Regions from separate parts of the Homo sapiens genome. Here all the other regions are linked to region 3. A link is an interaction called in ENCODE POLR2A ChIA-PET data of the cell type or tissue named here. Cell type or tissue: GM12878. All regions are shown on one strand. Links, peaks and the distances in the headings refer to the core of each region. The heading gives the core; the rest is flanking DNA.

The links. Peaks named below come from ENCODE experiments on the same cell type or tissue, not always from the same donor. Only the 100,000 strongest peaks of a DNase experiment are listed, where the experiment ranks them.
Region 1: POLR2A ChIA-PET joins it to region 3 with 9 read pairs; 4 of 35 experiments call an interaction of 5 or more read pairs at or near these places.
Region 2: POLR2A ChIA-PET joins it to region 3 with 5 read pairs; 2 of 35 experiments call an interaction of 5 or more read pairs at or near these places.

The regions. Positions count from the first base shown.
Region 1 is chr17:50,125,304-50,129,303 of GRCh38, forward strand. The region is part of intron 1 of SAMD14 (sterile alpha motif domain containing 14); the gene reads right to left. Among named protein-coding and RNA genes, the nearest start is that of SAMD14, 2.9 kb to the right of the region's middle. In GM12878, for the core only: no CTCF peak of the experiment used is centred there; no DNase peak of the experiment used is centred there; H3K27me3 peaks cover 643 bases.
Region 2 is chr17:50,389,362-50,393,361 of GRCh38, forward strand. LRRC59 (leucine rich repeat containing 59) reads right to left here. Exons shown (of 7, transcript NM_018509.4): 3 at 3,378-3,536; 4 at 3,037-3,141. Among named protein-coding and RNA genes, the nearest start is that of LRRC59-AS1, 3.6 kb to the right of the region's middle. In GM12878, for the core only: no CTCF peak of the experiment used is centred there; a DNase peak (open chromatin) is centred at 2,280.
Region 3 is chr17:50,303,956-50,311,287 of GRCh38, forward strand. No RefSeq gene overlaps it. Among named protein-coding and RNA genes, the nearest start is that of TMEM92-AS1, 20 kb to the left of the region's middle. RefSeq lists an enhancer at 1-63. In GM12878, for the core only: no CTCF peak of the experiment used is centred there; DNase peaks (open chromatin) are centred at 5,486 and 7,321.

The DNA.
Region 1 (4,000 bases), core at 1-4,000, 180 kb before region 3:
GCCTTCGCATCATTAGCATCCCCTAAAAGCTTTCAATCATCAACTGTCCAATCAAATCTGGGAGAAGTCATGGAGATTATTAAATCCAATCCTCTCATGTTACAAATGAAGAAACAGAAGGGGGAGTGATTGGCCCAAGATCACATAGCAAGTTAATGGCAAAATCAGGACCAGGACCCAGGTTCTACCATCCGTCTACCCACCTATGCACTCATCCACCTATCTACTTGCCTACTCATCATCCATTCACTCACCCATCTATCCACCCATCCGTCCATCCCACATCTGCTCCCATGCACCCAACACCTGCCGCCATCTGTCCATCCACCTATCTTTGCATCCATCAATTCTCCATCTCTTTTCCAATCCTGCCTCCCCCTTCCCTACACCCCCATCACTGGTGCCCTCACCACCTGCCTTTCTGAACAAGAGCTGTTCAGGAAGCTGGCACCATCAGCAGGGCCACTGTTCCAGACACAGTTCTCACAGTTCTTGACAGACTCATAGATGTAGGAGGGTACGAGGAATACACACAGCACACAATGGACAGCCAAACCTCTATGATGCAACTATGTTCTGGGAAGAAGTGTGAATGGGTAGGGTTTTTTTTGTTTTGGTTCAAGGTTTTTTGGTGGGAAGCAAGAAGGGAGGGCAGATAGGGAAGGATATATATAGCTGAAACCATTTGAATAGGCTTTCAAGCAGATGTAGGATTCCAGTAGCCCTAGGGAGCCCACTGGCCAGGGGATACTGGCTGGGGGGAGAGTGAGGAAGCCCAGGGGCCATTGATGGTTTAAGGCAAGGGGACGCTGCATGGCTGAGACATGACCTCCAATTACTTCTAACACTCAGGTCCCCAGGAGAATGGCAAGGCACTGAGCTAGATCATACATGTGTCAGATGTAGGAAGGCTAGGCCACATGCCTGCTGGGGTCTTTTCCAACTCTTCTTTTCTGTTATTACATAGACATCATCTACCTTTACTGTGGCCAGCCTTGGGAATTTTTTTTTTTTTTTTTGAGACGGAGTCTCACTCTGTCACCCAGGCTGGAGTGCAGTGGCGCTATCTTGGCTCACTGCAAGCTCTGCCTCCCGGGTCCACGCCATTCTCCTGCCTCAGCCTCCCGAGTAGCTGGGACTACAGTCGCCCACCACCACGCCTGGCTAATTTTTTTGTATTTTTAGTAGAGACAGGGTTTCACCATGTTAGCCAGGATGGTCTTGATCTCCTGACCTCGTGATCCACCCGCCTCGGCCTCCCAAAGTGTTGGGATTACAGGCGTGAGCCACCGCGCCTGGCCTGGGAATTTTCATATCCCCACTTTACAGATACATATCGCCACTTTACAGATGTGAAAACTGAGAAACAGGAGATGAGAGGAAGCCAGGCAAAGTTGGTGCATGCTTATAATCCTAGCTACTCAGGAGACTGAGGTGGGAGGATCACTTGAGCCCAGGAATTCTAGACCAGCCTGGGCAACATAGTGAGACCCTCATCTCAAAAATAAGTAAGTAGCTGGGCGTGATAGCTCACGCCTGTAATCCCAGCACTTTGGGAGGCCGAGGCGGGCAGATCACCTGAGGTCAGGAGTTTGAGACCAACCTGGCCAACATGGTGAAACCCCGTCTCTACTAAAAACACAAAAATTAGTTGGGTGTGGTGGTGCACACCTGTAATCCCAGCTACTCAGGAGGCTGAGGCAGGAGAATCACTTGAACCTGAGAGGTGGAGGTTGCAGTGAGCCGACATCATGCCATTGCACTCCAGCCTGGGTGACAAGAGGGAGACTCCATCTCAAAAAAAAAAAAATTAAGTAAATAAGTAAATAAATAAATAAAAGCAATAATAATAATAATAATAAAAGAGGCAGAACTCAGCCTTGAGCCAGGGCTCCTGCCCCTCTGCGCTATCCTAGGTGATGATCTTCAGTTTAGGGGTGGAGGAAGAGATAAGCATAGAGGGAGGGAAGCTGCTCCACACTGACCAGGACTGGGAGAAGCATCAAAACCACCTCTAGGCTGGGCGCAGTGCCTCACGCCTGTAATCCCAGCACTTTGGGAGGCCGAGGCGGGCAGATCACCTGAGGTCGGGAGTTTGAGACCAGCCTGACCAACATGGAAAAAACTGTCTCTACTAAAAATACAAAATTAGCCGGGTGTGGTGGCACATTCCTGTAATCCCAGCTACTCGGGAGACAGAGGCAGGAGAATCGCTTGAAGCTGGGAGCCGGAGGTTGCAGTGAGCCGAGATCGTGCCATTGCACTCCAGCCTGGGCAACAAGCGCAAAACTCTGTCTCAAAAAAAAAAACAAAAAACAAAACCACCTCCAGATTCCATAAATGCCTGGGGCTGAAAGCAGAAAATGAGGTGTGGGAAGGGGTCATCAGGGAAGCAGACTCTCCGAGAACCCTCCTGCCATTCTTGAACTCCAGGGGCTACTAGCAAAGATCTAGAACATTTCTTCCTGTCCTGACAGGCCAGATGGGAAGGAAGGCTGACCCTAAGAATTAACCACATTTCCTGATTCAACCACAAAGCCTTATCTGGCTAGGACCCAGCTGCCACCTCCTTCAGGAAGCTGTCCTAGGTAGCCCTCCCTCCTCTCATTTGTCTTCGTAATTTCTAAATCCACCCTTCTCCAACTACTGGGAAATGGGGAATTCTTCATACTTCACTGATTCCTTAAATAGGTCTCATCTCCCCCCCACCAATCAGATGGGAGCCCAGAGAAGAAAGGGTCCACGTATTCTTCCGTCAGACTAGGGACTGTGAAGACAGGAACTGCCTCTCCCATCAGAATGGAGGCTCTCTGAGGGCAGTAGTGTTGTCTCCTTTCTGCCTCTGAGAATGAAGATCCTGTGTTCTTTATTCAAGAGCCCATTCCAGGGTCGAGATCCTCTGCTGGCTGGAGTCCTCCTCTTCCAGGCACCCTCTGGGCTGGATTGGGGTTTCCTGCTCAAAGCCATTCTCGGTCCATCCTGATTCAGCACAAACTGCTCTCTTTTCTTCCCTTCAACAACTAACTTTCTGGGGTGTGTAGGGGGACCCTCCCTACATTGTGTCCAGGGGGTCACCAGACCCCTCCCACCCAACCCTCTCCTTCCAAAACTGAGCCTAGAAAAATTAGACACCAAACCCGCCCCCACTCTCACTCCCACACACACCCCGCACACTCTCTCACACACACACACACACACACACACACACACCCCCATTCAGCCAGGTAACTGCACAAGGGTGGGATTGAACCGGTTCCTCTGGATACCCTTCCCCCCAAGGCTTCCAATCCTGGAGAAGGAGCACCAATGACCTTTGACCCTTCTCTGGGAGAAAGGGAGGCAGGTGAGCTCACAGCCTCTTGGGACCCAGGAGAAGGAGAAAGGAAGAAAGGGCGCACAATTCCTGGGGAGGGAGCGGGAGCGGGAGCGGAAGGAAGTGAGGAGTAGGAAGAAGCAGAGACAGACACACAAACTGGCGGAGAGTCCACAGGGCTGCTGAGAAGAAAGAGATCACACCGAGAGTGGGGCCACGGGAACTGGCACTGGGAACAAGGGCTTCCGCCGCTCTAAGTGACGCCCGAGGGTGGGAGAGAAGGGAGAAGCCCTTCGGGCAGGCGATAGGAAAGGGCCCCTGAAGAGGAGAAAGCGACAGAGAGAAGTGCAACTGGGAGAGGCCGGGAAGAGGTGGATGGGAAAGGAGACTAGCGGTCGGGGAGGCAGTTGTGGAGCCAGAGAGGTGGTCCCCCCTTCCCATATCGCCGGCCGTCCACTGGCCCCAGGCTTGGGGTAGTCCTCAGGAGTCGGGCACCCCCTCAAAGCACTGTTGGAGATGGGGTGAGGTTGGGGACAGGGCACCTACTCCACTCTCAGAGCCCTTCTCCCCAGTCAGAGCCCGGTGGCTAGTTTCTCTCCAAACCATCAGCACAACTCCCCGCCGGGCAAGAAAGAGTTAAGCCCTCTCCCCCTCCCCCCACACCAGCTTTTTATTAATTTCTCCGGG
Region 2 (4,000 bases), core at 1-4,000, 82 kb after region 3:
TAAGCTTGGAGCCCAACGCAATCCTGACTACCCCTTATTGTATAACCTTGGCAAGTGACTTAACCTTTCTGAGCCGATTTTCTGATCGAGAAAACAGAGATAAGATATACTTCTATGGAGTGTTGTGAAGAATAAATAATATAACTTGTATTGGCTGCCTTGTATAATCTCTGGCATTATATGTGCTCAGTAAGTACTGCTGCTTATTTTCTTTACCATGTGAGTAAGAAAAAAGAAGAAAACCCAAACTATTAGCAAAAGGGTCTTGTTTTACTACTGCACTTAACAATTACATTTGAATATGCATGCGCACGAGACAGACATGTATATTCATATGTAATTCTTATTTCTAGAAAACTCCAGACACGCATACCTCCAGACAAGCACACACCCATCATAAGAAGTATTCAGGAGCAGACCAGCAAAAGGATCTCCTTTCAAAAGCCTGGTTTGGGCCAGGCGCGGTGGCTCACACCTGTAATCCCACACTTTGGGAGGCCAAGGTGGGCAGATCACTGGAGCTCAGGAGTTCAAGACCAGCCTGACCGATATGGTGAAACTCCCATCTCTACTAAAAAATACAAAAATTAGCTGGGTGTGGTGGTGTGCGCCTGTAATCCCAGCTACTCAGGAGGCTGAGGCAGGAGAATCTCTTGAACCCGGGAGGTGGAGGTTGCAGTGAGCTGAGATTGCGCCACTGCACTCCAGCCTGGACGATAGAGCGTGACTCTGTCTCAAAAAAAAAAAAAAAAAAAGAAAAAGGAAAGAAATCAGGTCTGGACCCAGAGTTAGGGCTCAGGGCACTCAGGCAGTAGAGAAGTTATGGGTCCCGTTGCCATGATTGCAGGGAGAGTGTGGAAAGTAAGAGTCCAGGGTGTTGGCTGAGGAAAAGGAGTGAGGGGAGTGGATCACCTGAGGTCAGGAGTTCAAGACAAGCCTGGCCAACATGGTGAAACCCCATCTCTACTAAAAATGCAAAAATTAGCCAGTCATGGTGGCATGCCCCTGTAATCCCAGCTACTTGGGAAGCTGAGGTGGGAGAACTGCTTGAACCCGGGAGGCGCAGGTTGCAGTGAACTGAGAGTGCGCCACTGCCCTCCAGCTTGGGTGACAGAGCAAGACCCCATGTCAAAAAAAAAAAAATTAATTATCTGAAAACACAGGCAATGCAGAAATGGGACAGATTGTCATAGTCTGGAGTCTGTGAGCTCCTGGAGGGTAAATTTTTGTCTAGCTACTCTAGTTCATAGCATACAGTAAGCACTTGATGAATACATTGAACAAATCATTTTTAAAAATTGCTTTAATATGTACCAAGCAGATTAAGACTAACCCATATACCCACCAGGGTTTAGGTCTTACCTGGTCAGAGCTAGTAAGACCTAAACTAATTCCTGCAGACAGACGACCTGATTCTGACTGGCCCAGGCCATTTCCCTACAAAGCCTAAAGGTGTGCTGCAGCTCTAGGACAGCTGTGCTAGGGACCATGGCTTTAGTTACCACATCCACTATGCTGCCTGGAGCTTTGTCTGAAAGACATATGCAAATACAAAAGGCCTTTGTACTCAATCAAAATTATTTTTGTATGTCAAAAACTGGAATATCATCAATTTCCTATGGTTCCACATATTACCTACTGAATGAATGGATGGATGGATGAATGAAAGGTGTGTATATGCTGAGGGTTTCTTGTGTCAGAGAAATGAAAGTAATGCCGACTCCTCAGGGCTCTGAGGATTGTGAGATGGTGCATGGAAAGCATCCAGGACAAGGAAAGAGTAATCAATGGTAGCTACTGTCAGCTTGCAGAACAGACATCACTCCTACAGCACCTAGTTTTCAAAAGAGGATTTCACTGATCACTTATACTGTTCTCATCTAAGGGAAAACTCTTGTCTTAGCTACTTGGTTAACTTTGTGCTTGATTTGTTGTAATAAGAGATGATACAGATGACAAGATTATATAAGAAGCCCTGAGCTAATGATAAGAAGTATCTTACTCTCTTACTCTCTACTTGAGACAGCAGAGACTCATCATTCACCCATGAATTCTAGTATTTAAAGTTAAGTCTTTTTTGTTCAACATGCACCTTAAACATAGCCAAGTTAGTCATCTGGTGCTCAGCTGAAGCAGCAGCAATCTGTTCCAAAGCTGGAGGGAAAAAGTGACTATAGTTGGAGTTATTAAGAGATAGGTGTAATGCTGTTCTTAATAGGTAGGGTACGGCACCTTCCAGGCTACTGACCACAGACAATAGTTGTCTTGCATGCTGCTTTCAGTTCCTCACTCCTATGTCAGATGACTCAACTGTAATCAAATACCAGGTCTGCCCAGGACGTGCCTGCTTACAGCTGTAACACCTTTATCATCGCTTTTATTATCAACATTCCTACGACTGTGCCTCAGAAAGGCCACAGCCCCTAACCCCCGGTACTATTAAAACAACTGTCCACACAGTGTCATGTTGCATCACGCAAGGTCCCGGCTCCTTAAGAGAGGAAGTACTGCAGTAGAGAAGGCAGTCTTGTTCTGCGACTTGCGAACTAAGTGCAGGCCAGGCATGGTGGCTCACGCCTATAATCCCAGCACTTTGGAAGGCCAAGGTGGGCGAATCATTTGAGGTCGGGAGTTGGAGACCAGCCTGGCCAACGTGGCGAAACACCATCTCCACTAAAAAATACAAAAATTAGCTGAGCATGGTAGCAGGCGTCTGTAATCTCAGCTACTCGGGAGGCTGAGGCAGGAGAATCGCTTGAACCTGGGAGGCGGAGGTTGGAGTGGGCCGAGATTGTGCCACTTGCACTCCAACCTGGGCAACAGAGCAACTCTGTCTCAAAACAAATAAAAAACAAAAAGATAAAGTAAATGCAGAAACAAAGGTCTCTGTTTGACAGGCTCATAGTGGACATATTTCACTCGGACCTGAATGCTTAACTCCACACAAAGCTCCAGGTGCCCTAGGAGGGAAAAACAGGAGGAGGAGAAATCCCAGGGAGTGTATAAGGAGCCACTGGGAGGGAGCTTGGTGCTTACCTTGTTTGCACACTGCTTACACTGCTTCTCATCCAAGCAGTCACCTGCCACCTTGGCCAGGACAGGATCCAGGGGGTTATCCTTCAGGTCCAACCACTTCAGGTTCTAAAGAGATGGGCGATGGGCAAAGAGGCTCATTAAGCCCGAGTTCACATACATAGTCCCTCAGGGTGAAACAAAATGAGCAGGAAGAATGCCCCTCTGTGTTCCACATATAGGGAGCGCCATCTGAGGCAGGACCAACAAGGGGGTATTTCTGTCAGCCTTTCTCAGGGCCGTGCTCCAGAGTCCCTGAGTTCTCTGCCACCCTGGCCATGAAACACTGGTTCATGAATTGTTACCTTGAGCTGAGCAAAGCTGACAGGCAAGGTGACCAGCTTGTTGTTGAGGAGATCCAGGTGCTGGAGGTTGACCAGACGGCCAAAGTCTGCTGGCAGCTGCTGCAGCTTGTTCTTACTCAGGTCTAGCTTCACCAGGTGTGTGAGGCCACAGAAATCCGACTAGGATCCAAAGAGAGAACCTAAGCTAGGCTTGTCCAACACACGAGCCACGACAGCTTTAAATGTGGCCCAATACAAATTTGTAACCTTTCTTAAAACATTACGAGATTTTTTTTCCTTTTTCAGCTCATCAGTGTATTTCATGTGTAGCCCAAGACAACTCTTCTTCTTCCAATGTGGCCCAGGGAAGCCACAAGATTGGAAACTCCTCATCTAAGCCTTGGGCTCACACACTTCGGTGTAACAGTCTGGAAGCCCTCAAGTCAGAGGTACCCCATGTAAAAATCCTGGCTCTACTGTTAGCAGCCGTTCTTCCTCAAATGAAAATGCAGAGAACACCTACCACACCTGGTGATAATTACCAAGATATGTATGGAAAAGGGCTTAGCACAAAGTAGGCACAAAACACTATTCCTTCACCCTCAGTTCTTGCTCCAGCCTACCCTCCACACTGCTCCTGGAGA
Region 3 (7,332 bases), core at 3,333-7,332:
TTTTTTAATCTTTTTTTTTTTTTTTTTTTTTTTTTCTGAAATAGTCTCGCTCTGTAGCCCTGGCTGGACTGCAGTGGCGCTATCTCGGCTCACTGCAACCTCCGCCTCCTGGGTTCAGCAATTCTCCTGCCTCAGCCTCCTGAGTAGTTTGAACTACAGGTGCCCGCCACCATGTCCAGCTAATTTTTGTATTTTTATTAGAGATGGGGTTTCATCATATTGGTCAGGCTGGTCTCAAACTCCTGACCTTGTGATCTGCCCACCTCAGCCTCCCAAAGTGCTGGGATTACAGGCATGAGCCACCGCACCCAGCCTCCAAAAAATTATGTTTTTTGAATCATAAGGCGTGACTCTTATTCCCACTTTACAGATAAGAATGGGATGCTTAGAGAGGTTTGCCCCGAGTTGCTTAGCTATAACTGCAAAAGTCCAGGATTCAGACCCAGATTGCCTGCCTCTGTGGCCATGCGAGGAACTGTAATGCCCTGTGGTCTCCCAGATCGTGGTGAAGGAAGGAACATGTCTGAGGACCAGAAGTGGACACACACGAGGCAAGATTGGGAACTCAATGTCAGATATCTCTCGGGGAAGAACATGACTTCTGAGACTTTGACTCAGAAAAGGATGGGCTTCATGGGGATGCTGGGATGCCACTCTGCAGGCATTTCTTATAAATATCTCCTCTGTCCTGTTGCAGGGCTGGAAGAGAACGATTTCAGTAGCATTAGGGCTGTGTAGGCTGCAAATGAATAGCAGGAGCTGGCTAGCCACATACGGACAAAAGTGGGGAAACACTGGCATAGTGGCTGTTAAGAAATATGGGAAGAAGGCTGATGTTACATGCTGTCACACACAATGTCACATGCTGTTATATGTGATGTTACATGCAGTTACATGCAACATTACGTACAATGTTCCATGCTGATGTTACATAATGTTACATCATCTTACATGCACTGTTACATGCTGATGTTACATAGTATTATGTGCATGGTTACATGGTGATGTTACATATTACATGCTGTTACATGAGAGGAAGTCTGTTGGGCTGTCTGCTGTGTGACAGCTGGCAGAGGGAGGCTGTCCCCAAGGAGTATACAGGGCAAGGTGCCCAACTAGGCTGAGAGAGGCATGGGCATCCAGTCCTCACAAAGAACAGAGAGGGGCCACCTCCCCTTGCGGCAGGCCCCGGGCTGCCTGCCTGGAGGAGGGGAACCCCAAAACGTGGGCTGGAGACAAGTGAGTGGGAAAGGAATGTGGTGAAGCACTCAGCTAGCGATCTGGGAACAGTGGCGAGCGCCACAGACTCATTCACTGAACTGTGAGACTCCAGGAAGCCTTTGTGTGTCTCTGTGCCTGTGTGTTTATAAACTTCTTCCCTTCCAAGTTGGAATCAAGACTTATTTGGCAAAGAATGTTGTCCTTGGGGAGGGAGACTGCCCAGAGGTGGAAAACATGTAGATGAATTCGTTTCTTAGAGTTCTAGATATGGCTTATCTGTCCAAGGCTCTGGCATTTTTCTAAGATAAATAATTGGATTGTTCAAACTGTGAAAATGAACATAGTGAAAACTTTGGAAAACTCTTAGTGTATGAATCTGGGGGGTCTGTACTGATTTGAAGTGTGACAAAATTGGGGCTTCCATCATTTTTTCTGTGTGTTGAGCGGTTTTTTTGTTTGTTTGTTTGTTTTGTTTTTGAGATGGAGTCTTGCTCCTGTCTCCCAAGCTGGAGTGCAGTGGCCTGATCTTGGCTCACTGTAACCTCTGCCTCTTGGGTTCAAGCAATTCTCCTGCCTCAGCCTCCTGAGTAGCTGGGATTATAGGTGCCTGCCACCACAGCTGGCTAATTTTAGTACTTTTAGTAGAGAAAGGGTTTCACCATGTTGGCCTGTCTGGTAGAGACAGGGTTTCACCATGTTGGCCAAGCTGGTCTCAAACTCCTGACCTCAAGTGATCCACCCTCCTTGGCCTCCCAAAGTGCTGGGATTACAGGCGTGAGCCACTGCGCCTGGACTGAATGGTTTTTTTTGAAGAAAATACAGTTGTACCCCGCACTATAATTTTTTATTGGATGAGACTAGAAATATGACCTTATATTGTTAGCTTTGTTTTAATTAATTGGTAGACTCTTTTGAGAGTAGTTTTAGGCTTATGGAAACATTGAGTGGGAAGTACAGACAGTCCCTCATATTTCTCTATCCCCTATGCCCACAGTTTCTCCTATATTAATATCTTGCATTAGGGTGGTGTATTTGTTACAACTGAGCCAATGTTGATGCATTATTATTAATCAAAGTCTATCATTTACTTGAGGGTTCACTCTTCACATTGTACATTCTATAGCTTTCGACAAACATAATGATATGTATCCACCATTATGGTATCATATAGAATAGTTTCACTGCCCTAAACATTCCCTGTGCCACACCTGTTATTAATAGCTTTTTCAAAGGAAGATTTAGATTTCAGTGTTTTTCCCTTCCACTTTCTTTTAGAAAGTAGAAATTCTGTTGCATCCTTCCCAGTCACATTTCTACCTTGCTCGGCACTGCTCTCCCACACACACATTCTAAGAAGCTGGTCAAAATAATTCCTCACTGTCAACCTCCAAAGGGATGGCCAGGAGATGCTCAGCACCTCAATTTGACATGACAGGCCCTTTAGGAGTTGAGATGTTTACATGACTGTCCCCTGACATTGTAATGGGAGGTCGCTTCCCATGGTCCCAGCTCAGGAGTCCCGGGTGGTTTTCATTCCACTCATCCACATACGGGTATTGCTCTCAGTCAGAAGCAACAGAAACCCAACTCAGGCCGGGTGCGGTGGCTCACACCTGTAATCCCAGCACTTCGGGAGGCTGAGGCAGGCAGATCACGAGGTCAGGAGTTTGAGACCAGCCTGGCCAACATGGTGAAACCCTGTCTCTACTAAAGACACAAAAAATTAGCTGGGTGTGGTGGTGCATGCCTGTAATCCCAGCTACTTGGGAGGCTGAGGCAGGAGAACTGCTTGAACCCGGGAGGCAGAGGTTGCAGTGAGCCAAGACTGAGTCACTGCACTCCAACCTGGGCAACAGAGTGAGACTCCATCAAAAAAAAAAAAAAGAAACCCAACTCAGACTAACTTAGTCAGCAGGAGAAATTTAAATACCATAACAAAGACACCACTCAGAACTGGCCCTGCACAAGGTAAAGTCTCCATGGTGTCTAGTGGGGCTGGGTTAGCATCAATCTCCAAAGGACCCCTTGATCTTTTTTTTTTTTTTTTTAATAAAGCCTGGGTCTCACTCTCGCTTTGTTGCCTGGGCTGGTCTCGAACTCCTGGGCTCAAGCCATCATGCTGCTTCAGCTCCCCAAAGTGCTGGGATTGGGTCTTTGTATCTTGATGAGATGATAGAGATGACAATGACTTTTATCTTTTTTGTTTGTTTTGAGACAGGTTCTTGCTCTGTCACCCAGGATGGAGTGCAGTGGTGCCATCACGGCTCACTGCAGCTTTGACTTCCTGGGCTCAGGCCATCCTCCCACCTCAGCCTCTGGAGTAGCTGGGACCACAGGCACATGCCACCATGCCCAGCTAATTTTTGTATTTTTGGTAGAGATGGGGGGGGGGGGGTCTCACAATGTTGCCCAGGCTGGTCTTGAACTCGTGAGCTCAAGCAGTCCACCTGCCTCAGCCTCCCTGAGTGCTAGGATTTCAGGTGTGAGCCACCGCATCTGGCCCTTTTATTTGTTTCATTGTGCCAGGGCCTTTAATCTCTTTCATTGTTTGAGGGGATTGGTCTTAATCTAGGAGGGCTGCATATCTCCCCAGGTGCACAAATACAAAGTCAGGTTATTTCCTTCTCCTCTGGCCTTTTGTGCCTTTCCTTGTTAAAGGTCCAGTTCACTTACCTCATCTTTGTGAAGTTGCCCAACTCGGGCAGTTGAGTTGACTTGTAAAGAGGGTGAGTTTGACCCCCACACTTGCCGCAGGGAGACGGTTAGCTGCCTCTCAATCCTGCCAGGCTAGTTCTTCCCCTCTGTGGCTGGAAACCCAGGCAGGCCCCTGACAACTCTGGCCATCTTTTCTCCAGTCCCTTCAGGTCACAGAACAGTGTCAATTTAGTCATTAAAAGGTCTGATTCTGCAAAAGAGTGAAAACATCAATTCCCCTTGCAGAGAGATGTAGGAGACCAGAATATGCCACCCCAAACTGTGCCCCTTTGGCACAAGGATTATTTTGAGTTTAAGACAATTGAGATGAAGCAGATATAAGGAGGCCTCTGCTCTCCCGCTATTTGCCTAAAAGTAGGACATAAACTTACAAAGGTGCCCTCCCCCCATCTACCAGGAAGGACAAAGTTTGGCCACCAGAGACAGCTTTAGACCCTTATCAGCAACAGAACAATCTCCATAACAAACCTTACAAGCTAGCCTCTATATACAATTTATTTGTGTTCTCACAATCTGCCACCCCTAGAGATTCCAAGTCCTTTCCCCTGGTCTTGTTATTTGTCTAAAAATTTATTGTGGCTGGGTGTGGTGGCTCATGCCTGTAATCCCAGCACTTTGGGAGGCCGAGGTGGGTGGATCACTTGAGGTCAGGAGTTAAAGACCAGCCTGGCCAACATGGGAAACCTCGTCTCTACTAAAAATACAAAAATTAGCCGGGTGTGATGATGGGCACCTGTAGTCCCAGCTACTCTGGAGGCTGAGGCACAAGAATCGCTTGAACCTGGGAGGCAGAGGCTACAGCGAGCTGAGATCATGTCATGGCACTCCAGCCTGAGCAACAGAGCGAGACACCATCTCAAAATAATAATAATAAATAAAAATAAAAAATAAAATAAAATAAAAAATGTACTGTTCTTTGTTGAAGATGCTGAAAGTCCCTTCTGTGGGATTTACTCATTCCCTGGGCATTTCCCATGTTTATCTGAAATATGCATGTTAATAACCTCCTATTTTTTTTCTCTTGTTAATCTGTCTTTTGGCATAGGAGCCCCAGCTAGTAAACCTAAGGTGAGTAGAAGGAAAAATTATTTTTTTCCTCCCCTACAAACACTTCTGTCCAAGTTAGGACCCGTGTCAGGGAGAAGCCGGTGTCTGGAGAGAAGCAGGGCCATCAGTTTTGCTTGCTTTCTGCTCAGTGGTTGGACAGAAAAGTGCCACCCCCTACTCCTCCAAGCAAGGACTTATCCCAGCTCCAGGAGGCCAGGAGGGCTGACATCTTCTTCAGGGTTCGCCTCAGCTGCAAAGTGCTGCCTCACCCAAGAGCATGCCTTTTGTTTTCTGGGGGGGTCCATGTACAATGACTGATAGAGGTAGGGGTTGAAGAGCTGGCCATTTAAGTTATTAAAATAATTATCTGAGAGGCTATTAGGCTGGAACAGTTCCAGTGCCTTGGTTTTCTACATAAGCAAACTGAAACCCAACTCAACATAAACTCAAGCTTAAACAATCAGTAACTGCCAACTAACCTCAAACTAGAGTTTTTACCAATTAAAAAGCACTGACTAAATTCTAACTAGGGACTTCCTACTTTAACCAATGGAAAATGTTATTTGTCTTTGCCTTCATTAACATTTCTCTACTCTTCTGGGACTGTCCTGCCCAAGCAAATGGTTTGACTGTTCACTGCAGAATTTCCAGAAAGACCTTATCAGCTCTTCAATGGAAAGCATCAAATGTTACTTGCTATTTGTCTTATTTGTTCATTGTTATTAACAAATAACAATGTTATTTGTTATTTGTCTTATTTATCTTTCTGCAGCCACATTATAAAAGTCTCCTTTCCTGCCTGCTCTGGGGAGCACTGAACCACTGGTGGTCTGGTGCTGCCTAATTCATGAATTGTTGAATGGTCAAATAAACTCATTTAAAAAAAATATTTTTTTGAGACGGAGTCTCGCTCTGTCACCCAGGCTGGAGTGCAGTGACGTGATCTCAGCTCACTGAAACCTCTGCCTCCCAGGTTCAAGGGATTCTCCTGTCTAAGCTTCTTGAGTAGCTGGGATTACAGGCATGCTCCACCATGCCCAGCTAATTTTTTTTTTTTTTTTTTCTTGAGACAGAGTCTCACTCTTTTGCCCGGGCCGGACTGCAGTGGTGCAATCTCGGCTCACTTCAAGCTCCGCCTTCCGGGTTCACACTATTCTCCTGCCTCAGCCTCCTGAGTAGCTGTGACTACAGGTGCCCACCACCACGCCTGGCTAATTTTTTGTATTTTTAGTACTGACAGGGTTTCACCATGTTAGCCAGGATGGTCTTGATCTCCTGACCTCTTGATCTGCCCGCCTCGGCCTCCCAAAGTGCTGGGATTATAGGTGTGAGCCACCGCACCTGGCATTTTTTTGTATTTTTAATAGAAATGGGGTTTCACCATGTTGGCCAGGCTGGTCTCGAACTCCTGACCTCAGGTGACCTCAGGTGATCCACCCACCTCGGCCTCCCAAAGTGCTGGGATTTCAGGTGTGAGCCACTGCACCTGGCCTCATTAACATTTTAATATGCCAGAGTTTATCCTTTAACTAGGCTCCCCACAAGCCATCACACCTCACCTTGCCCCTGCCCACACCTGCTCAGTCCTCTTCCCTTACTCAGGTATTGTTTCCTAAGAAATAAGCCTCCTGAAGGCCAAACTCCACCTCTGCATCTGCTTCCAGAGAAGCCCACCTGTGAAGCCCTCCCAGCCTTTCACTCCTCTCCGTTTCTGTTAACAGAGGATTCTGACTCATCCAGGGCTGAAGTTCAAGGACAGAGATGATAGAAAGAGAGGCAGGAAAGCTCTTATTTCACTGATGCTGCCATGCAGCCCCAGCCTCTGTGCTCTCTGGACTTGGGACATATTTGAAGCTGACCCTCTCACTGGCACTTACAAGAGTTATTCATGGGCTCAGTCCCCTTCCCATTGGGGGATTCTACCATCTTAGTGTCAGAAGTGGGCTCCCCAGACATTACCATCACGACCAACTGATAAGACAAAGCTGAGCTTATTGCTTCCAGCAGAGGTGAAAGATAAGGTCAGGATGTACGGAGAACTGGAAGTTTGGTTTAAAGTGAGTCTTTGGGGGAGGGAGAGTTGGCTTGCTTCAGACAGGGCAGAGATCACAATACAACAGTCCTGGATTGGTGGGAAAAGCAGGCTAGGATTTTGAACCACAATATTCAAAGAATCTTAGGGTTCAAACTGTTGATGCTTTCCACTGAAGAGCTGATAGGTCTTCCTGGAAGTTGCTGCAATGAACGGTTGAACCATTTGCTTAAGCAGGACAGTCCCAGAAGAGTAGAGAAATGCAAATGAAGACAGTGGCATAACCAGGTCATGTTACTCTAGACTGTAAGGTGTGA